Linked DNA regions of Mus musculus: region 2 is linked to region 1. A link is a loop called in an ENCODE intact Hi-C map of the cell type or tissue named here. Cell type or tissue: heart. All regions are shown on one strand. Each heading gives the region's core, and the rest is flanking DNA. Links, peaks and the distances in the headings are about the cores only. Region 1 holds the start of Rgmb (repulsive guidance molecule family member B). Region 2 has its middle 290 kb from the start of BC002059.

Region 1 (12,244 bases), core at 2,169-10,168:
TTCTGCTTTAGCTGGAGAGAAGTGTGGGAGGGTAACAGTCTGTCACTGTTGTGAGAGTTCAAAGACCCAGTTGAGCCTTTCTTTTCGTGTTTACCAGAATAGACGGGGTTAAAATTATTTTACTATTTTGGAGCTATGGACTTATAACACTCACTAGACCACTTTAAAAAAAAAATCACAAAGTCATCTTCATGTGCTTGGTCCATTCAGGGCTTGTTCAGTGCAGCACTGACAGAGACAGCTCGATTTACAAGGTCCCTGTCTCGAAAACAAATGGATTTACTTTCAACTACTTCTACCGAAGAACAAAACAATCAAACCAATTCACCATCCCATAAGCCTTCAAAGGAAAAGGGCATCCAAGGTCTTGCCTTGTCCTGGTGGGATTGTATACAACTAACTTGCCTTAAGGTCAGTCACTGATAGCTGAAGAAGCAGCGGGTGACAATGAGACCACTCTTCTTTTAAAATAAGATACACAGCAAGCACAAAACCAGTAAAAGCAGGGCCAAGATCACTCCCTAAGGAACAGCTCTTGGACCTTAAATAATGACAGCACTAGAACTTTCCGCTAAACTTGTAGGGCCTATTTGTTCTTTTTATGGTCTATAAAATCTATCTGAGCACACAGTTACTTATAATTATTTCAAATAGTCATAAAATATCAAAAGTAAGGACAGCAGGGAGATACAGAAGCCCAGTGTTTAGAAGAAGAAGATGCAGCATTTATTCCCAGTGTTCTTTTGTTCCCACCTGCCCCCCCCCCCCCCATTCTCAAGCTTTCCTTTTTTTATGGTGGGTAGGTGCTGACTGCTTTGAGATCACATACAAAAACAGCTCTTTTGCTTTGGCTGAGGGGCCTAACAGTCCTTGGCTGTATGAGGATCAGAGGGAGGAGGGCTAACTGAGGAGAAAATGCTTTGAGGTCAGCATTTCCAGCTCCATCACAGGCTCCGGGATAATGACTAATTTGTAGCATACACCCAGAAATATCCCAGCTTCATGAATTTATAATGACAATGCACACTTTGCCTGTTAGAAGCGGTAATGTAAGCCTCCTGTCAACATGCCAAGACAATGCAGGGCAGAAACACTCTCCAGGATGTGGCCAAGGAGGCCATGGAGGGTCTGAGTAAGCAAGAAGGCCTGTATGTGATTGTCACTCACGAACTGCAAAGGTCTTCTTAGAATAAAATCATAAGATAAAATACATGTGAAAATAAACAGGCCATCTCCCAAGGGCAGAATTCAAAAGATGCACTTACAAAGAAAAATGTCGTATTTTGGTGTCAGGTCATCTCCAATTGGCGTGTCTTGTACTTTCAGCCAGTTACTGTAAGTGCTAAAGGATTCGTGGTCTAGAGCTTTCGTTTCATTATTTTTTAATGAACATAAGCAAGACAGCTTCCTTCACACCAGGACGACGGCACAATTGCCAGGTTATCGTAAAGGAAATGAGCTCTGGTGAAGCTGAATTGAGTGAACTATGGAGCCATATGGGGCACAGCGGCAAATGATATGGACTAAGACGTAAAACATATGGCGGTCCATCTGCAAGTAGCACTGGCTAGGTTCCCTGGTCTGGAAAAGAACCCCTGCATTTCAAATAGAACGACTCTTCAAAGAGATCTCTCAAAGGCAGCTCTGCTTCAGCAAGTTGTTCACAGCAATGATACCCTTGGGTTCAATCTAAATGTGCGCGAAGTCTGCGTTACTGAAAGGAACCTTGTGGTCCAAAGCATCTCAATTCGGTAAACCTTTAGTCCAGTTTCTCATGCCTTTCACAGGGCAGCAAAGAAGTCTTCAGGAACTACACTCCAACCCTGTCAGGACCTCACAGCAACCAATATCCAAGCTGCCAAGAGCTCAACCTAGCTTTCCAGTTTCCCTTTCATAAAACACAGTTTGACATAATGGATACATATTTCTCACCCCAACACTCCTGAATACTGGAACATTAACAAAAAGTTTCCATGAAACCGCTTGCAGACATTTTTCTAAGGTTCTATCTAAAGCTACTAATTTAAAGCCTTAATCATTCCACAACTGGCTATTACATTAGCATAACTAGTCCATTTCCCCAAGGGACACTGGTACAATGCAGCTGTTATAACACCTCGAAGAATTGTCTCTTCAATGTCATTTTATTCTACCTAAAAGGCCTTTTCAGCTACTTTAGCACGGTTGGTATATCTTATCACATAAAAAGTTTTCTGTACAGCTGAGTGATATTAAACTAGGATTCTCCAGACTCGAGCGGAAGGGCCTCCAAAGAAATCTATGTAAAACAATGATCCTTTTAATTTTTGTACTATAGGGAAATTAACGCTCTAGGCAAAGTTAAAAAAAAAACAAAAAACACGGCACTTCCTTGTAAAGAAAACAAAAAACAGGCACCACACAAGGGCCAGGGTCAGGTATATCCACCCGAAGGGCACATTCCTCCCTCGGCAGGGGCCGTGCGGACCTTCACACCGCAGCAAGCATCTGTCAAGCCCGCTAGGAACCGAAAACACAAGGCTGCCCTCAAAGCACGTCTTCAACTCGCCAAACTCTGCGCTCAAAGCAGCATTCGCAAAACCGAAAGACATCCCGGTTAAGTTTCTTCGGAATTTACCCCCAAACTCCGGTGCAAATCTTTGCACCGTGTGCGATTCCGGGCTTCGCCGCCACCCCCAGCTGTAGAGGAGAAACAGCACAGGGCTCCCAGTCTCCGCTCGCAGGCGACCAGGGTGGTGGAAACCCGATCCGCAGCGGGCCCCAGTAAACACTCCTGCTGAGAGCAATAAAGGCCCGGGGTGTCTGTCCCGCACACGGGCCCCGCACGCTGGGACCCGACCACCGGCTGTCGCCGGCGAAGGCCAGAGGCGTAGGGCAGGAACGTGAACCCGAGACGGTGAGCGCCCTGCTCCCACGCCAGGGCCGTGGCGTTCCGGACCCAGAACAAAGCCCGCGAGGCCCGCTCCCCACCCGGCCCGCGCCTACCTGCGTGGAGCAGCCCAAGGCTGAGCAGCAGCAGCAGCAACAGCGGCGGCGGGGGCGACGGCGGCCAGAGCCCGGGGCGGCGGGACTGCTCAGCCCCGGCGGCGGCGGGGGCGGCGGCGCAGGAAGGTGCTGCTCTCACGCCCATGCCCGTCCATGCAGGTCTCGTGCGCTCCTGCGAGGGCGGCGGCGCGGGCGCAGTGGCTGGGCCGGGCCTCGGACTGCGGCATGGGCCGGGGCGCACGCCTCGCTTCCTCCTCTTCCTCCTTTCAGGCCAGCGTTCGAGGCCGGCCGCCACCGCCGCGATGAGCAGGGCGTCGCGAGCGCAGGGAGGCGGCAACAGGGCGCAGAGACATCGAGACGGCCGGACGTGGCGGGCGGGCAGAAAGAGGCGGGAGAAAAAGATACAAAGACCGTGAGCGAGCGCCGACGGCAGCCGGGAGCTCAAGGGCTGAGCCCTAGCTGGCGTGGGCTCGACGTGCGTGGATCGGAAGGACCTCACCAGCCGGAGCAGGCAGTGGCCCGGAGAGCTCCGCACCGCGGCCTGCGCGGTCAATCAATCTCAGCCCCGCACTTTAGCCCCGCCCTACCAGGCTCCCACCAATCCTTGGAGGCCCCGCCCCCGGTCAACCTCCTCCTCCACTTTCCATTGGCTGCGAGCGTGCCTCCCGCCCTCGCGTCTCACTCAAGTTCCGTGTCCGCCGCCCGCGGGTGGGGCAGCTTCTTCAAGGCTCAGCCTCCCTCCTGCCGGCTTCCTTGTGCTTTTTTTTCCTCCAACCCTTTCCGCGATCACGGTTTTCTGGTACCCAATAGAAATGGGCGACAGCGAACCGGCCTTTAACCTTTCCTTGAATTAATGAGCTTCAGGTTCAGCTTCCTCCTAGGTTTTTTTTTTTTTTTCTTCCTTGTTTTTAATGACCCTTCCCAACTCCTTTTCCTATCCCTGAGAGCTTCAGTTACTTGCAGGAAGCCAGCGCTTTCCCAAGCTCTGTGTAGCAGGTCCCCCTCAACCCCCACCCCTGTCTCAGCCAATCGCAACTGTTGGACGTCGTAGCAAATTTGTTGGGGTCTCTTGGCAGAACAAGAGTCTATCCGAGCCGCGTTAGATACTCAGATGACACCGAGGTCCGTAGCAGATGGGTGGACTGAGAAGGTACCTGCGAGCTCCCAGCGGAATTCGCTGGCAGCTGCGTGAGGCTCTGGTGTTTTGGTTTCTTTGACATTTTCCCAGCTTCAAAGCGGAGAACGGGAGTCAGGGATTGGGCGAACTTCAACGTGTTCGGTTACAAGGTAATTAGATTAATGAGAGTGGTGAGTTTTTATGCAGTGCAATTATGCCACGATTTCTTGTTGCTCGGTGGCTTTTCCACAAGTTTCCAGTCTATTAAATTAATCCAATGGTAGGTCTGTTTCTACCTGACTTGTCCTCCAAAACCTGGGGCAAACCCCCTCCAACTATCTCCAAGGAAAAGGGCTAGTAAACGGAGACAAAAGAAAGCACTTGTGGAGGAGTTGACGATAGGATCCAATTTGTCATCAGATAGTGTGAAGTGGCATCTCCTCTGGAGAGTGGCGTCAGTGCTCCTAAGAGCCACGTTACTTTCCCCCTGCCTCTGCCATTCTCCAAACTGTTGAGGACTGGCATTTAAAATGCACTTAGCGCAATCTAAATTACAGTTTGCAACTTCACCTGCTACATTACCCAGAATCTCTAATTAGGAATCTCCTATCAACTACAGGCACATTAATATTCCACATGTTACAGTGTGCTGATCAATGACCAAGGATAATTGGGGGGCAAGCCTTAAGTCTCCCCATCTTATTCATTAGACACACTGTGGATTCCTCAAACCACCAGATCCCTAATGAAGGAGACCTGTCTGTTTTTACTGTAATTTTTCATTACTTATTACAGGCCATGATGATTCAAGTGGTAAACACACCTTTCACTACTCAAGATATAATCCAAGCCTTATGTCTATCTTTAATATGCTTAATAATAGCCTCAGAGTTGCCTGGAGAAATGACTTTTCATGGGGGGAGGGCTGGAAGAATCTGACAGCTTTACATAATGGTGTATACTAAATGCTATCAGGACAAACATTTTTACCATCTTGCAGTTACTACATATAATAGACGAAACACAGTTCAGAAAATATTAATAAGCATCTTTCTTTTAAAGAGTGATCACATGATGCTCTTCTTAAAAGTTCTTTTAGCTTGGAGCTGTAGAGATGGTTGAGTGGTTAAGAGCAGTGGCTGCTCTCCCAAAAGACCTTAGGTTCACTTCTCAATGCCCACCGGCAACTCACGATAGTCTGTAACTCCAGTTCCAGGGGATTCGAGACCCCTTCACGTTCACAGGCACCAAACACACACATGGTGCACAGACACACATGCAGGCAAAATGTTCTTATACAAAGATTTTAAGTGCTTTTAGATAGCTGATTAACAGCAAAGTGTAGAGTTTTCTTACCTCAATATTTAATTATATCCCCAAAGGTACATTAGGCTATCATTACATCTCATATAAACAAAAGGTTAAAGATCAGTACATTCAATTTGGAGTCTTTCTGCTGATGACTTCGCTTTTTCTGCACTATCTTGTGTGTATATATGTATGTATATATATATATATATATATATATATATATTTTAAATACAAGGGGGTCTAGATATTCTTATCAGTAGAGGGCACCCTCGAGTTGCTTCAAATCCTGATATCAAGGAAAAAAAACTGGGGTGGTGGTGGTGGGGGAGGAGAATCATCTTTAAGGTGTTTTACTGCACCTCTGTTGTAAAATTTGACAAGCTTAAGACATGTATGCCTAACAATTCACTTTTTATTACAGCGAAGTGTTCAGCTGCTAGAGGAAAATGCTATTTTTTTTAAAAATAAAGTACAAGGTGGTTCCTATTTTCATGACATCGGGTTCATTGATACAGTCTGGGGTGAATCTGGATGTTAGTTAGCAAGATTTGAAATCAGCTTGGAAACCAAGAGCATGTTGAATGGCTGGTTATAGGGTGGCCACTCGTCAAAGCTCCCATGCATCAGGTTAAAGCAGAATTTGGGACGGGACAAAGAAAAACCCAGGGAGGAAGCTAGAACAAATGTGAGGATTATAAAAGTTTTACATTTTAATTAGGAAAAAAAGTGAGATGACTGGAAACTTGAGCAACCCCCAAATCCACCTTGTGTCTTGCCATCTGCATTCTTTCTCTCTTCCCCTTTGTTTTCGAGGAGTGGTGAGAACAGAACAGTGCATCTAAGAGACCCAGCAAAGCATACTACACCATGGGCATGCAATTGGGTAATTAAAACGGATGCCAGAAACGTTAATAGATTCTAAACATGATGCAGTTTCATTTCCCAAATCCTTACATAGTGTCTTAACTGTTCCCCAGGTACTGTATCTCCAAACCCAGAAACCTAACATGAGGGTCTCTGCTTAACAGCTCACCCAGGACAGAGAAGTCTGCAATAAGCTATTTGTGTAACCCATTCCGGAGTAAGGGCTCCCCTGCTGCTCGTTGCTCCACAGTGTTTGAAAATAAGGGGCTGGAATAGCCCAGAGTCCAGCAGCATGTAGCGCCTGGCTTGTACTTACATCATTGTTAACCCTTCTGCACCTGGAAGGGGCTCAGCGGGATCAGGATGCCCCCGAGCTCCGGAACACGCAGGACCTAGGTGTAAGAGAAGAGCCCCAGGGCTCCGTGTGAGCGCTGAGCCCCTGGAGAAAGAGAGAGAGACCACGGAGAGTGCAAGGGGTTGCATCCCCGGCCCCTTGATCCCTAACAGACTCCAGTAGGGCTCGCTTCTGGCTCTCAGGGCTAGAAGCGGCAGGTGCAAAAAGCATTTGGGAGCCGCTTGCCAGTGCTTGGAGGTAATGTGCTTCCTGTCCATTTATCTCAGGAAACCAGCACAGCCTTCCCTTCGAAACAAAATTAACCTCTCATTAGCCAGCCACTCACTCCCAAGAAGGCCTTAAAAGCTTTACCCTCTCACTAATGTATTTAGGCTTTTCTTCCAGGCAAACGAAGCCGAGGCTGTACTAACATCAGCCCCAGGGGTTCCTATGGGCTCCCTCAGGAGCCAGCCAGCCTTTCACCAGTCTAGTTTGGGAAATTGGCCAACACAGGATCCCAGTTTGTAGAAGCAGTCCGACCCAACACCCCTGAACGAACTTCACACCACCCCCGCCCCCACGATAAGTTTGTCTCTGTTTTCTTGGGCTCCTCTCACATTAAAGCTTCAGCTCCATTACCCCCGAGGAATGGGGAAGGGAATGGGGAAACTTCAGTGGCCAGCTGTTCCCAGGTCATAGGAGGCGACTGTCCCTTAGGGGAAGCGTCTACGGAAAGCTGGGGGTTGGGGAGCAGCCTTCCTTAGACTCTAGTCGGTTCCAGGCATTGCAAATTAAACGTGGCCAGGAGCTTTTGGAACGCCAGGGCTTTCTCACCCTGGACCCCACAGCCCGGAGCCTGGCAGATTTATACCACACAGGTGGACCAAGACCTAAACAAAACAGTCCCGGCCGCTGCCTGCTATTCGCCCCCCCCCCACCGTCCTCCGGGCCCACCGCAAACTTCAACAAAATAAACAACTCACCACAGGCATTCCCTTGTCTGCAGCGCGACGCTTGCCAGCTGGGAAAATAAGCCGCAAGCCACGCGGCCGGGGCGCAGGAGGGAGGCCACGCCGCGCCCGCCACTCTGCCCCAGGTGGGCGGCAGGCGGGCGGCTCCACCCGGGGGCCGCTCTCCAGATGCCGGTTCCCGAGTGAGCTCCGGGGCAGTGCTTGCACCCTGCCAGCCAGCGGGGCCTCTCTGTCACCTAGGCGGAGAGGGCGGGGAGACAGGTCCCTCTCCCCAACTTCCTCCAAACTGTTCTCTTCCCACCCCTGCCCCACGGCCACAGAGGCAGACAACCTCTGCAGCGCCGGTCCCCAGTCCACCGCTCTACCCTACTGTCCTGCTGGAGACCCGACGGCAGGGAGCGTGGTACGCCTCTCCCCGTTTCCAGGTCCTGCTCTCTCCTCTCCCGCGGTCCTACACACCGGCTTGCACAAAGGCGCCTTTCACGCCGCCAGCGCCGCCCTCTGCGCCGCCCTCCGGGCCCGCAGCGCTGCCTTTACCCACCCGGCTCATCACGGTCCTGCTGCGGGCTCTGCCTGTTGTCAGCCGGACGCGTGCGGTGTTCGCACTCCGCGCCGCCACGACGGCAACAGACCCCCCTCCCCTCGATTTTTCTCCTCGCTTTTTATAGCTGTCCATCAGTGCCCTCAAAAGCACGTCCCTCCAACTATCCTCTAGGGTCTTCCTACTGCGTGTAACTGTGAAGGAGGTGACAGGGATGGTCCTCTGGACGTGTGCGAGCACAAGAGGGTTATCGTTCCTGTCCACCTGAGGTGCCAATATGACTTGGCTTCACGTCGAGAGAAAGGGTAGAAAGAAACCCCTTAGACCCAAATGAGAAAGTGTATTGTAAAAGAACTGGCTCAGGAAATGTTTCAGGACGACGTCCTTTGCATCCCGTGGAAGGAGATGGGGGAGGGGAGATCGAGCTATGTTCTCCAGGGTGATTCTTTTTTTTTTTTTTTTAATAATACAAAGTAAATTATGATTTTATTGTGAAATTCTCATAGATGGAAAATTAAATTGAATATTTATTCTGTCCATTTTTCAATTTACAATAATCTTACCACTTATTTTTGTACCATGTATTTCAATTGTCTGTTTAGTGAAAAATAAACCTGTAATTTCTGGCTTATTTTTAGTTTAATATTTTATCATTAAAGACCTCCAGGGTGATTCTTGAGCTTCATAGATAGTTAGCGGCAGCTCACTCATTCTAGAACAAGAGTGCGGTTTTGTTTTGTTTTCTTTAGTTAAGACAAAACTCTAAGCATCTGGGCTCAGGTAGTTAGTTAATCCTTATCCTCCCCAGATCGCCTTCTCTCCACTAACCTTTACCTGCAGTTTCTCCATCTAACGGTAGGGGCAGCATAGGGTAGTATAAAAAAGGGCGGGACTTCGAGGGTTTAACTTCTGAACCTTGGGTTCACTATCAAGAAAAATGTGGAAGGTTGAGGACTCAGAACTCCCAGGTTCAGAAATTCAATAACAAAAGACCCCTCGTCATATTCCCTGTCTGGATTTTTGCATTTCATTTTCCGTTATCTTCTCTAAATACCAATCAAATTGGGGAGAAAACCAAACCAAACCAAACCAAACCAAACCAAACAAAAATACCTTGAGTCCGTTTAAGGTGTCTGTAAGATACACTGGAACCTGCTCTATTTGGTATTGAGAACAACAACAACAACAACAACAACAACAACAACAACAAAAGGTGGCGGTGGTGGTGTTGGGCTCAGTTAGTGGTCCTACAGAAACAGGAATTTTAATGTCCCCACTTGTTTTGCCTTTGAAAAGCCACTTGAGCAATCAGCCCAGCAGAGCTTTAATTTAGAAACTAAAGCCTAGTCTCCTGTGTTTTTCCTTCTCCTTCTACCAACACAAAGACAAGCTGCTGCATAGCATAATGTTGAAAACGAGTTCAAAGGAAATCCAGAGAGTCAGCTCAGAAGGCGACTTCTGATGCAGCCCAGTTCTTCACTCCTCTGCACAGCTAGCTAGACTTCACATAAACACAGACACAAATCATCACAATCCCCTTTTCCATAATACTGGCCGATGCAAAAATGGATGCCAATTGTTATGCAAATCGCCTCAGCTTGTATTTATTTAAATGATACATTTAACTTTTCCACAGTCTCGTTTTTTTTTTTTTTTTTTGTCCCACTTTGAAAGCTTGGGCTTTAGTCCCCTCTGTGGTCATCTGTGCCTTATTTCCTTGTAGAGTTTTTGAAATTAATGCACAAAAAGGCTGAAATTTCATGACGTGCTAGTCTGTCTGTCTTTCTTTCTTTCTTTTCTTAGATCATCTGAATTTTCTAATCCTTCTTTACAGGTTACCTAGACCATTTTTGATTAAGAAAACTGTAGAAAGTTGGTAACTGTCACACACAGATGCCGGTTGGTGGCACATGTCAGTTTTCCAGATTTGTGCTTTGTGGGGTATCTGAATACACTGCACCAGGTTATGGTAGATTTTAGTCCACAGGTCGATTTTCCCCCATTTTTTTTAAAAATGTAAACCCTAAAGTATTCTTACAGAATTTTCTACGGTACTTAGAGAATTCTTCAGCTAGGTCAGCCCAGAGTGGGTACGGAGGCTGGGGCTGTTCACCAGTGCTGCCAGGGGCTGAATTGCTTGGCCAGTCTTGGTGGCTAGGTTCCAGTTTTCAGCAGTAATTACCTGCAGACAGATCTGCCCCTTTTCATCAATGTCAGGGTGGTAGATCTTTGTTTTAAATGTGATGTTGGGTGGTTTGAGTGGATACTTTGCTGGAAAGTTTATTTCAGTTCTGAAGGCATCATATGGAGGGCCGTCAGGAACAATAAGCCCTTGTCAAGTCAGTCAATTACGTTTGTCAACCTGGGTGTTAGGGAAGATTTCATCCCACATTTTCAGGTCTCTTCACACTCCTTCATCAGCCTCCTGCTGGCTGCCATCTATGAAGTGCTGCTTAGAAACTATACATCTCATCTCCTGTTTAAACAAAACCTAAAACCATGCCTAGCTTTTACTAGCAATATACACTTTTTAAAATAGAACTAGTAAGGAGAATTTCCTTGAGTTCAAATTTATGGGGAAGAGACATGACAGCTTATAATGCAAGTATATATTGTTTAATGATTAAATCAAGGTTGTTTGACATTTCCATTTCCTCTAACAAGTGTCTCAACACACAGGATAAGAAGCCCCCCTCTTAAAAAATATTTGTACACATTTATGGATTAAAGCATGATATTTTAGTACAGGAATACAGCATGTATTGATCAAATCAGGATAATTAATGTTTCCATTTCAGCATGACTTTGTGTTTAAGTACTCCTCATGTTAGAAAATAAAAATTTGTTCGAAAATAAATAGTAGTGAGAAATGTGAACTTTGAAAATTGTGTTGCTATTATGTAAAAATTTTAACTTAGAAATGATAATTACATATATTTATCATGACAACACAATGCTTTGGAGTAGGTATACATTGTAGAATGCCTAAATTTAATATCGACTTGATATGCTTAGGGTTTATTGTTTTGGAGGGGATGAGAATATTTACCATCTAGTCTCAGTGATTTTTTTTAAGAGTTCCTTCAGGTTGTTATTAGCTATGGTCAATTATATTGTATAACAGTTCAACTTCAACACTCCCACTGTCTCATTCACATAGGCTAAAATATTTAAGTGTCTAATTAGATCTTGGATGTTCCATCAATAAAAGGATATGACTTGTGTTTTTCATCATCAAATTTTTTTTTCTTTTTTTCTCTTGGATATTTTGTTTATTTACATTTCAAATGTTATCATTGTTCCTGGTTTCTCCTCTGCAAACCTCCTATCCCTCTCCCACTGCTTCTATGAAGGTGCTTCCCCATCCACCCACCCACTCTCACCTCACTGCCCTAGCATTCCCCTACACTGGGGCATCTATCCTTCACAGGACCAAGATCCTCCCCTCCCATTGATAAGGCCATCCTCTGCTACATATGCCGCTGGAGCCATGTATACTCTTTAGTTGGTGGTTTAGGCCCTGGGAGCTCTGAGGGGTCTGGTTGGTTGATATTGTTGTTCTTCCTATAAGGTTGCAAACCCCTTAAGCTCCTTCCTTCAGTCCTTCCCCTAACTCCTACATTGGGGGCCTTGTGCTCAGTCTGATGGTTGACTGCGGGCCACATCTGTATTGCATAGGCTCTGGCAGAGCCTATCAGGGGATAGCTATACCAGGCTCCTGTTAGCAAGCACTTCTTGGCATCAGCAGTAGTGTCTGGGTTTGGTGGCTGCATAAGGGATGGATTCCTAGGTGGGGCAATTTCTGGATGACCTTTCCTTCAGTCTCTGCTCCAGTCTTTGTCCCTGTATTTCCTTTAGACAGGAGCAATTCTAGGCTAATATTTTGGAGATGGGTGGGTGGTCCCATCCCTCAATCAGGGGCCATGCCCATCCTCTGGATATGGTCTCTACAGGTTCTCTCTCTCCTTTGTTGGGTATTTCAGCTAAAGTCATCCCCATTGGGTCCTGGGAGCCTCTTGTTTCTTGGCTTTTGGGACTTTCTGGTGGTTATGCCCAGTTCCCCATCCCCCATTGCTACACACCTCTGTTCAATTTCCTGACCCTCTGTACATCTCCCCAGT
Region 2 (12,244 bases), core at 1,496-9,495, 840 kb after region 1:
AAACATTCAGTACATATTTTTCAAGTGAAAAAATAAATTTTAACGTCTATGTAGTGTCTAAAGGAAAATGATGCTGGTCTACTTGTATAAGAGGTGTGGTATTAATAAAGATTTGGTAAAACTTTATTTTTAAAATAAATAAAATTCCTTTACTTCCACAGTTAACACTACTGTCCATGAAATTGAGGATTATGATAAACAGGAGAATTTCTAGGTCTTTCATTGTATTCCATGATTCTTGTGTATAGTTGATTATCTAGTAGCTTCATCAAAATAAAAGTGAATATAATGGCAAACAACATAACTGGTGTGTGCATGCACATGTGAGTGTGTGTGTGTGTGTGTGTGTACAGAATGTTAATTGCCTACCTTGTGACATTTCCTAAGACTTTGTGGGTAGCAGCTCTTCCTGAAAAATCATCTTCCTGACATTAAAGCACCAAAATATTAGTACTTGGAACAAAAACACACATGAAAGCACAAAATGCTGATGAAAATAGAGACTGACACATGCTAACATCATGGCCTAGCATAATTAGCTCATTTCAGACCTAATGCTTAGAGCTCAGGCAGAAAGTGAAATTCACCGAGAAAGTGTAGTTTAAAAAAAAAAAAAAAAAAAAAAAAGCTTAAATTGCCTGAAAATAACCTTTAGTTTGGATGGATCTCAATTTAAAAGATGGCACAGTATAAAATTTGAATTAGTCGTAAAGCCAAACTTTTCAGGGTTTAAATCATGTAGTGGTGCTACAGCCAAGCAACATTGGGTCCAAGAAATTAAACTACAATCCTGTGCTAGTTCTTCTATGTGAAAACTAATGTAACAGCTGTTTCTTTCACAAAACTAGTAATATGAAGATACAATGTTTTTATTTCCTTCCTTTAAATATTGATGTTTTTCACCTCACTCATCAAGCATATCACACTCATTTGCTATTGGATACATTTTCTCTCACTCTAAATGAATATACTTACCTCAATATATTACATAGAATTTTATTAACTTTCTCAGGTACCACACATTGAGACTATGTGACTAGCTTGCCAGTTTCTCCCACTCTCTGCCCATTAAGTATGTGACACTACAACAGGAAACAAAAAACACCAGCCCCCATAATGCCCCATAATGCCTTCTGTTTTGGACATTCAGAATGGCTGTACCATGTGTTCATGTGCTCATTCCACTGTGGCCAAGATAGGAAGACATTTCTCAGGAACATTTGTGGTTATATTAATTAACAGATGCATTATTTAAGGTAAATCAAATGCTTTAATATTTGAGTTACAATATAAGAATTATCCCTTATTATTTGTTCATACTAAAGCCCTCCTATACATAAAAATAAAAAACTTGCAAAGTTTAGGAAGAAAATTTTAAATTGGAACTCAATCATGTGATTATTGTTGCCTGGCATTAGGTGTGATACCTTCCTCTTTCTAAAAGCAAATGAGTTTTGGACAACCCTTGGCAAGTTCAGTACCCCTGACTCCAGGGATTGTGCGTGTGCCTAACACTGAACAATCAGTCCCAGAACTATCCAGCAGAAACCTTATGGAAGACATTATCTCCATTGGTAATTACCAAGATCTATCTCCAGTGATACCATCTGTCTACTTATCACATTGGAAATCCTTTGTCTAGCAACAATCAACAGGAGACAGACGATGAGTGCCAATGTTATCATTAAGGCTTGTGTTTTTCTACCCTCTACCAAAGACCTGCAGGTATCCACTCATGCACCTCTTGGTTGAGTTAGGATTCAATAATTTTCCACAAATAATTCCTAACTGAAAGACTATCTTTAAAATTAATTTATTCTATTTTAAATGCAATTTTATTGTTTTACTTATTCACTTTATATCCTGCACACTGCCCCCTTCCAGTCACTCCCTCCCACAGTTCTTCCCCTATTCTCCCATCCCCTTCTTCTCTGAGTGGGTGGGGGGCCCCTGGGTATCAGCCCACACTGATACTTCAAGTACCTGCAAGGCTAGGTGCTTCCTCTCCCACTCAAGCTAGACATAGCAGCCCAGAAGTAAGCACTCAGGCTATAAAAGAGTGTGGAATAAAGCTTTGGGGAGAGATAGACATGAGTTCAAGCCAGAACCTTTTCTATCTTTTCCATTTATGAGAAGTATGACTTTGAAGTGGCTAAACTTCTGTGACTCTCCGTTTTCTTCTCCATAAAATGAAAACAGTAATAGCGCAGGTATCACACAATTTCTATAAAGTTTACATGTGTTCTCAGCCTTAAGAGGTGAGTCATCCTACCATTATCATTTCCACTGTGGAGATAAGAACATTGAGTTCAAAGTGGTTGTAATTTCAATAAATATCCAACCCTGTTTGATTAACAACTTGCCATTTCTTTAAACACATCCAACTACCACAGGAGACAAGGAAGACAGAAGAAAGATGAGAAGACAAATGAGATAAATAGGTTTGCATTTTCTAACTAAAATATCATGCTTAACTTGCTTTTTATTTTTTAGAATTATAGCATATAAGATACACATCACTTTAGAATGATAAGAAACAGACTAAAAAAAAAAAACTCCCTTTTGTTTGAGTAAATATTAAGTAAAGTATCAGTTGTAACCAAGAAAAGTATAGCTGGATTCAGTGTGTCAATAAAGCCAAGACCAAAAAATAAATGTAATTCTTCTAGTGTTTCCATGCTTAGCTCTGGTGTAGTATCAGCAAACTTATTTCTATGTGTATCTTGCACCACAATGTGCAGACTACATCTCTATTTTCACATCAACATGCAAGAATGTACGTTCAATTGTATTTTGGAAGTATTCAGGGAAAAAACAGTTCCCTAGCATGGCTCTGAACAATGAATCTCTAGAGTGAGAGCACACAGCATTGTCTCCAAGCCTTCCACAGGTGGTTCACAACCACCTTCAACCGCAGTGCTAAAGGATCCAATACTCTCTTCAGGTCTCTATAGGCAACAGGCACGCATACATGGAGGCTCTCACACATACACACAAAAATAAGTATATATATATGCACATATATACATGCATGCATACAGGAAACAACAATTAAGGTAAAATGTTATAAATAGATTGCACATATATGGTATCACAATAAAATAGAACTTCTACATCAAAATGGTCTGTTCAAGGAAGCACACCTCCACATTGTTTTCTAATCTCCCCCCTAAATTCATAGTCAGTTGTTAAGTTGATTCTTTAGCTGGTATCAGACTGAAAAATAATAGCTAGTAGTTATTTGCTTATGATATATTACAATAACCAGGCCTTTGATATTTAGATTCCACCTAAATCCTAGGATTAGAATAGATAGGTTCATTTTTTTTCTTATAGTAAAGAATATTTTTAAATACAACATGGGAATGATTTGCCTGGCATAAAGGAACCTTTTTCCAAATGAGATCCTCTTCTGATGACATTTAGCTCTTCAGGGAAAAGCTCTGTGCACAACTCTCTAAAGGAAGAAAGTGGTTGTGGGTGTAGCTCAATCCAGAATCCCCAAATGGCCTTTTCATTTGAGCTTCACCTTGACTAAGTACATTTGTCACTTTGGCTTCCAGCAGGACATCACTCTGCATTTTATAAACCCTGCTTTTCATTAGTTCCCATTATCCCAAGAAGACAGACAAGAATTGTCTAAGCAAACATTTTAAAAATTGAGAAAGAAAGTACAGTAAAATATTCAAGAGGATTTCACAAAGAATATAAAATGAGACTTTCCCACAATTTTAACTAAAACCTCAGAAAGAGAGGGCAATAGGTGGTATTGGTACATTCTAATGGGAGACATCAAGAAACCATCAGATGCCTCTATCTTTTCAGATTTCTCAGAATAGGTCAAAGTGGTTCTTTTGCCTATACTTCCATCCTCACATCTTAATAAAAAGGAAATTTCATACCTTTTTCTCTTGCAAGTTATGAAGTAGCTGCATCTTGCCTTCATCTCCCATGAAATGAAAGGAACAACTTAGGATAGAATATCATAGGTTTAAAGTAGATCGTACAAACAAACTGGGGCTACAAACACTTGGTAAACAGTTTACTACACTAACTCTGGTCATTGTCCAAACCAGCATAGGAGAAATCATGTTTCCCTCAGAATTAATAGTACAAACTGAGAGAGCAGATTTTGCTTTGCTCATATCAATACAAGAAATTGCCCATATTCACATTTCATTAAAGGCAGAGAGAAAGTAAGGCAATATACTCAGAACTGTTTCCATGGAAACTAAGTACATGGAAGTTGTGTGAAGATGAAGTAGATAAAGATTGAGCCAGTTTGAAGGCATCTCACTAAAGAAGCACCTCTACTAAGGGTTTCCAGCAGTGGAGGACTATAACTTGACAAGATTCTCATAAAGTATATCATCTACTTACAAGACTACTCACAGGTTTGTGTGTGCAATCAGTGACCTAGGTATGGCTCTAAAGAAAACAGCTTTAGACTGAATAGCATCTTAAAGGGCAACAGTCTAAGAATACCATGTACAAAAAGATACCCATGCATTTCCTGATTCCCTCTTCCCCGTTTCAAAACCCTGAATACATAAAAGTTGAGGGTTTCAGAAAAGCACATTTTCTTCTCTACTGATGACTGCTAATCCATATGACAGGTTTACTGGGAGTAAAGAAAGAGTTTTCTATAAGTTGGAATAGGAATTGAAACTTTGATGAAATGGGCTTTTTTTTTTTACCTTTAAAATTGGTCTTCATTGTTAAAATGAGACTGTCTTCATAATTGAATATACCTGAAAGTTTTGACATTTGTGTGGACCCAAAGTTTTAAAAGTTTTAAAAGGAGAGAACAGAGAACTCAAAAGATTTTTAAATAGTCAATAAATTAAAGAAAAATTTACTTATATTGCATATGTGTGTGTGTGTGTGTGTGTGTATATATATATAGCTTATATTTCATCTAATTCAACTGAGACAAAGAAATAATTATTGTTCAGTTGTTGCTATTTTAATATTTGATAAATTTTTAGCAGTTGTTCTTCTGTCAGGCATTAGCATGTTGTTTATATGTTATTTTGACCTCTTGTGCTCATCGTACTTTTATATATGATGGAGTTCTTTTAAAGTCCTTCATAGTGCTCAATTATCAGTTATGACTTATTATAATTGTGTTCCTCATGAAGATTTTTCTGTCTCCTTTTATTATAAGGAATAAAGTCACTGGATATAGTAACTGGATTGGAAATTATATCTCTTAAGTTTTGAAAGACATAATTATTATTCTCCTCATTTAAGAATGTCCATGATGTGGTAAAATCCCCAAACCTAAAAAAAAGCTAAGTAAAAAAAGATGGCACAAGGTGAAACCAATGTATTCCCCTGATAAGGGGAAATAGAACAGACGTCATGGATAAATGGGGTTGTGCACTGAAAAGAATGGGGTGGGGATGAGAAGAGAAGGGAATGATAGGAGAAGAATAGAGTACAGAATATTTGTAGAGATTATTAGTATTGGGCATGTCTGAATTAAGTTAGAAAGCTAAGGCAATAGAAACTCCCATAAATATATGAGGATGACTTTAGCTAAATCTCCTATCATAGAGAACCTGAAGTGTCCATCTCCAGAACCAGGCAAGTTTTCCAGGGTAGGAAATGAGACAACATCCCAACCACAAAACCTTTGACTTACACTTTATCCTGTCTAAAGATGTGTGGGAGTAAAGATGGAGCAGAGGATGATGGGATAAATAACCAATGACTGGTCTAGCTTGAGAAACATCCAATAAGAGAAAAATTACCACTGATGCTGGCAATAATATTCTGTTATATTTGAAGGCAAGAGCCTAAAATATCCATGATGAGAGATGCTTCACTCAGGTACTGAAGGAAGCAAATGCAGAGATCCACACCCAAACAGTAGGTTCAGCTCAGGGAATCCTGAATAAGAGGGGAAAGAAGAAATGTAGGAACAAGAAAGATCAAGGAAACCACAAGGCAAACATCTCCCTTTTGCTGCAAACAAAACATCTCCCTTTTGCTGTGACTTGAACCCCACTGGTAGAATCAATTACCTTCTGGCCTCTATTCAATTGTGCCATCTTTGTACTGATCTTGGAAATAGAATTTATCCCATTGAGATTCTCCTAATAATTTTCATAAATGTCTCCTGAAGTAGACCGTCAAGACAGACATTTACCTCACTTATCTGTGTACCCACAACTGAGTATATAGTGTTTTCACTCTCATAGAAGGCTTGCATTGCACAGCTATTAAATTCAAGAATGCAAAAAGCCCATCAGATTACCAAAATATAAAATTTACAATTTTATCTGAAATTAATCAAAGCAAATTAAAGATTTATAGGTTTCATCATTATGACACTAGTGGAGTGACAGAAACCTTCCTGACACAGTTTTACAAGCAAAAAAAAGTGATGTCTTTGAGCTGTGGTAGTTTAGCATTGGAACACTTGACCAGCATGCACTAGGCCCTGGGTTCTGTCTCCCACCCTCACCTAGCCCCAAAAGATGAGCCAATCTCATATTTCTGTAGCAATGTTTATAATGTTTTCTGTGAAATGATCCTCAGAAATACCACTATTAATATATACCACAGATTTGTACTTGTCCATTTTTCAATTCAAAGTTGATATTTACATTAAATTCTAAATATATTGAACTAGATCAAATCCTTCTGACAGCTTCAAAACTAGAGCCACTGAGAGCAGTGTGTGCTCTGAGCCAAGCCATCTGGTCTGCTTTTTTGAGAAGCAGGAAATTGTGAGAAATAGCCATGACTTAGAAGAATTTGTGTGGGTGGCATTCATTGGAAGGATCCAGGAACAGCACTGGTTATTATAGTATTATGATCCAGCATTTCCAGTGGGGACAGACCTGAAACCTTCCAGAAAGTGGAGGCAGCAAGAAAACAGGTACAATTCACAAAGCAAAAAATTTGAAAAGTACTAAACCAGACTTAAAGAGGTCCAGAGAGGCTGTTATTCAAAATTGTAAATATATATCTTCTTGATGTCTGATCTAACATCTATCAACTTTCACAAGACACAGTGTCAGCTAAGAAGTGAGCTATCTCTGTCTTTAGGCATATGCTTAAACAACAGGTCTGGGGAGGGTTCTTTGGTTGGTTGGTTAGTTTTGGTTTTTGTAGGTTTGGGGGGGTTGTTTTGTTTTGTTTTTGTTTAGTTTTGTTTTGTTTTTCCTTTTTGTGCTTGATTTTTCAGTCCCCAGTTTATCTTGCAGAATTTTTAGTTTTCCCCTCACTAGTAAGATGCACACATCCTGTTCAATTGAAGCCAAAGACACAGGCTATAGAATCTGAAGCCTTCTCCCATAGTAAATTGTATTAAATTCTTAATCTGTGTGCTGAATAAAGCCCTAGGACGTTGCTTGTCCCGAATACATACATGTCAGGGGAAATGTGGCTACCGTACTGCTTCCCTGTTGATCATTGCACATCATAATACATGCACACTTTCTGCATAGCAATTATTAGTCTCGGTCCCCAGAGAAACCAAGAATGGACCCCAGCTTGGAGATTTCATAACCTATCATTTCATACACCTCCATCGTGGGATTTGAGAGCTCTCTATTTAAGTAAAATGAGGTCTGTGCTTTCTCTCTTGTTGAGACTTTAGAATTTATTAATCTCTTTAATGTTTAATTCACATGTAGTCTGGTTTGAATTTCACTTAAAACAACCCTCCCCTCATCTCCCCCACCCTACTGATACTTATTATATTGCAAAAGATTAGACCATACATGTTTTTGTGCTATGTATTGTTTCTGCATCATTATAAAAAAATGAAGGTTTAAATAATCATGGTGTGGATGAGGTCCAGGCAACACAATAATTTGCTGTAAGAGGAAGAAAAGAAAAAGAGAGTCCCGAGGGCCGTGGGAATGTAAAGAGGATCAGACAACAATTACCCAACAGGAGCAAGGAGGCAGAGTAGAGAACAAAAGAATCACTTCAATTATTTGAATCCCGCCCCTCTTTCTGACACTCTTGGTTTTCCGTAAACAAGGGGTTTTTTTTTAAAAAGCACATAGGTGGGAATGTAGTTGAGACAAAGTCCTGGCTTCCATTCAGCTGCCAGACTCATTGCAGAGTCTTGCCTAACATGACATTCATATTACATATGACTATATAATGTAACTATAAAGTCCCGTAAAATGCACACTTTGGTGATTAGATCTTTCAACTAAATCTACTGAATATTTTCACTCTGATTTCTGATCATCTAGAAGTAGATATATCCTTCTGTCCAATAAAATAAGTGTAAATAAAATTTTCATGTCATTCGTTCATTAGCATGTAACTCTTTAAGAATAACAGACTCACCTTTTAGCTCAAAAACTTTGACTACATGCAGTGATTATTTTTAATACAAAGCCAGGAGTTAGGGCCAACACCAAAACCAGAGAGACTTCTATTAAATATCACCAGTTTGTGTGTGTGAGTGTGTGTGTGCCTGTGCATGTGCGTGTGTGTGAACCCCGAGTTAAAGTCTAGATTCTAAGCTTGGGCATCATGTCCAAACTTTAAGTTTAAATTTATCCCTATATTCTAAAGCTTTTGTGACTCAAGATATCAACTTTGACCCTGGAATAGAAGAACCCCACTATCTAGTCACCATTCAGTTTTCTGGACTTATCTGTACATAAACATTTCTCCCTTGCAAAGGAGAACTAGCCAAACTTTCTTTTCTCTAACCTTCCAAATGCCTTCACCACTTACTCTTCCTTCATTTATTAATATAAATGTCTTTTCTATATGTTGATTCAGGTAAGTTGCAGGTTTCTACTGCCTTGGGTAGGGAATTCTTGGTCATTTTTGAGCTCTAGTTGTCCATGGTAAGCAGGGCAGTTAGAGCCTCTGCAGTGGCTGAACTGTTATGTGATATTGAACACTCATATCTTGTCTCTGATTCTCAATTTCCCTGCTGACATCTGGCTGTTTCCTTTCCTAATTTACTCCCTACCACAGAAACAGTAGTTTCTCAGGCCATGCCATGCCCTGAGACTCTTCATTCTGTCAGCATCTTTTGACTATATTTTGAGCACAAATGCAGAAGCAGGATGATTCTACACTATGATGAATATTGCATACAACATCTATCTAGCACCACCCAGAGGTATAGATTGACTTGTAAAACCAGAAAAGTTACAGTGTTATAAATGTATCAAAGTTAGTTGGAACTATAGAATCATATAGGTAGACTATAGTCATATCATAAAACTAGACACAAAAACGTGTAGATGCAATAGATTTTAAAAGGTGGGGGGGAATGTCTTCACCAGTACTACATAAAAAGAGCACTACAATGGCAACCACTCTACATATCTGATTTCTGACTATCCAATGTATGTCAAGGGAACAGGATTTATAGACAGAGGACTCCAAGTACCCAGGGGTCTTGGTTGGGTTCCATCCCCACAGCCTACTCAAATTATTGTCCATCAGTCTGCCTGTTTGTTTATTGAGACCAAGTATTTCTCTTTACCTTAACAGCTTCTCTAAACCTGTACTTAACTTCTGCAGCTAGACTCAACCCTGAGTCAAGGCTGCAACTTGTCACAGTGAATCTACACCTGCCATTTTATCATACCTCCAGCATAGTTAGTTATCTAACTACTGCTACCCCAGAGGTTTTTGCATCTTTCTTAAAATTCAAGCTGATGCCAATTAGTCTATTTAAAATTCTTGGACCCTGCTATAGCTTCCTTAACTATTTCTAGCCATTCTGTAACATACATGTGTATGTATATTTACTATTTGGTGTGTACCATATGATCAGAGAGTTAAGATTTATATCGAAGAATTTGCATCTGTCTTAATCAGCTACTAAGCAAAGCAAGACTCCCTGACAAACTGGTGCCTGGAAAACAACGATGGCTTGTGAATATACTGTTATTCTATAGATTGTAACATTGTGAGATGACAAATGAAAGAGAAGAAAAATATTTTTTCACAAGTTGTTACTTCTCATATAACCTGTGTATTAACTTTTCAGTTGTTTAAGGTAAAAGCCAAGTTGATTTTCTGGTGGCATTCTTTTTTTTTTTTTTTTTTTTTTTTTGGCAGAGGGAGAATGGCATTTTATTGTGGGGACAGTGTACCAACAGGAGACGAGGAAAGGCGCACCCCTAGCCACACCCCCATCCTAAGCAGGAGTCTGAGATGAGGCCAGACTGGATGAGAGCCTGGGAGACCCTGATAGGGTTCCTTCTAGCATTGGGTAGAGGACAGGCAGGCCCAGGAGTGGGACCTTGTTCTATTAGCACCAGGAACTTCCCAAAGCTAGACTCAGGGAAGGGGTATTACCACATGACTTCTGCCACCTAAGTAGTTTGAGGGGCTGGCAGAAGACATCCTGAAGCTGGTCACTTAATGTGACTTTAACCTTACCCCACACCCTACCCCTGTAAACATGAGAGCCGGCTCTTGCCATTCAAGTCCCTCAGGACAGAATGAGGGTCCGAGATGTGTGGCTGGACTTCAGGCGGCTCAGGAGCTGCCGGGCTTTCTCCTGCATGAAGAGCTGGTCTTTGGTGCCCCCACAGGCCACCGTCTTCCAGGCATGGGTCATAGGGGCAGGGGTTGGAATGTGGCTCCGAGTCTTCTGGGCGGCCACCACCTTCTCGGGTTTGGCCTGTAGGAAACCCTGGTTGAGCAGGCTGTTACCCTCTTTGCTACCTGGCGAGGTGAAGCCACAGGAGCTGGGTGTGACACTGGTTGGCAAGGACAGGGGTTTGGGCATGATAGAGGACATCAGCTTCCCATCTTCATCCATAATGTCGAGAGCCAGAGACTTGCGGACCTTCTTGATAGGGCTTCGCCGCAGCCCAGGCTTTCTCTTCTGCTTCTCGGGCCTCATGTCATCCTCAATGATGAGCTCCATGCCGGCCTCAGAACGGAGCACCTCCTTCAAGTCCTCCTCCAGGTGCGGAGTCTGCGGCAGGGGCTTCAGCGGTCCGTACTTCTCCAGGGCATTCTTGAACGGGGTTGGCGTGTGGGGAGTGTTGTCCATGGAGTACTTCTGATCTGGGAGTACTTCTGATGATGGATACTTCTGGTGCAGGGGTGTCTTATCCCTGTGCAGGGGCGTGGTGACGACCACCTTTTGGCTACACACTGGAGTGGATGTCAGTGAGGGGCTCTCCAGCTCCAGGGTATCGTGTTTGTTCCAGAAGTTCAGAAACGACTCAATCAAGTCCAGAGCTTCAGAGAGGCTGGACCCCACAGCCGGGATGAGGAGGTTTGCCGCCTCTACCACCCACTTGTAGGGCAGGCTCGTTTCCGGGGAGGAGAACTCCTGGTATTCACGCTTGAGAGATTCTGGGGGCTCTGGGGTGCGCACTTCTCCCAGATCAGCAGGGACAGGCTCATGTCCGAGTTCTTTAGCAGAAGTAGCAGCTATGGCAATCTCCTCCTCGCTGCTCTCCTCCTTCACAATAGAGGGCACCAGCGGCCAGCTGCTCACGAGACTTCCAGGTTCAGAGGTTCAGTCCATTATCATCAAGGTGGGAGCATGGCAGCATCCAGGCAGGCATGGCGCAGGCAGAGCTGAGAGTTCTACATCTTCATCCAGAGGCTGCTAGTAGAAGACTCTCTGGTGGCATTCTTTTTTTTTTTTTTTTTTTTCCATTTTTTATTAGGTATTTAGCTCATTTACATTTCCAATGCTATACCAAAAGTCCCCCTTACCCACCCACCCCCACTCCCCTACCCACCCACTCCCCCCCTTTGGCCCTGGCGTTCCCCTGTACCGGGGCACACAAAGTCTGCGTGTCCAATGGGCCTCTCTTTCCAGTGATGGCCGAATAGGCCATCTTTTGATACATATGCAGCTAGAGTCAAGAGCTCAGGGGTACTGGTTAGTTCATAATGTTTTTCCACCTATAGGGTTGAAGATCCCTTTAGCTCCTTGGATACTTTCTCTAGCACCTCCATTGGGAGCCCTGTGATCCATCCATTAGCTGACTGTGAGCATCCACTTCTGTGTTTGCTAGGCCCCGGCATAGTCTCACAAGAGACAGCTACATCTGGGTCCTTTCGATAAAATCTTGCTAGTATATGCAATGGTGTCAGCGTTTGGATGCTGATTATGGGGTGGATCCCTGGATATGGCAGTCTCTACATGGTCCATCCTTTCATCTCAGCTCCAAAATTTGTTTCTGTAACTCCTTCCATGGGTGTTTTGTTCCCACTTCTAAGGAGGGGCATAGTGTCCACACTTCAGTCTTCATTTTTCTTGAGTTTCATG

What was found. Hi-C counts contacts between places; a loop is a spot of excess contacts. Peaks named below come from ENCODE experiments on the same cell type or tissue, not always from the same donor. Only the 100,000 strongest peaks of a DNase experiment are listed, where the experiment ranks them.
Region 2: a loop joins it to region 1, with 1.9 times the contacts of the local background. A loop is called at or near these places in 7 of 42 quality-filtered maps.

What each region holds. Positions count from the first base shown.
Region 1 is chr17:15,823,027-15,835,270 of GRCm38, forward strand. Rgmb (repulsive guidance molecule family member B) reads right to left here and starts at 8,039. Exons shown (of 5, transcript NM_001372257.1): 1 at 7,595-8,039; 2 at 6,594-6,669; 3 at 2,986-3,248. The coding sequence starts at 6,598. It also overlaps the pseudogene Gm3292. In heart, for the core only: CTCF peaks have their summits at 3,713, 5,674 (motif pointing right), 8,080, 8,975 and 2 weaker places; DNase peaks (open chromatin) are centred at 3,015, 3,635, 6,845, 7,915 and 1 weaker place; H3K4me3 peaks cover 4,894 bases; H3K27ac peaks cover 3,533 bases; H3K27me3 peaks cover 372 bases.
Region 2 is chr17:16,658,718-16,670,961 of GRCm38, forward strand. It overlaps the pseudogene Gm3320. Among named protein-coding and RNA genes, the nearest start is that of BC002059, 290 kb to the right of the region's middle. In heart, for the core only: no CTCF peak of the experiment used is centred there; no DNase peak of the experiment used is centred there.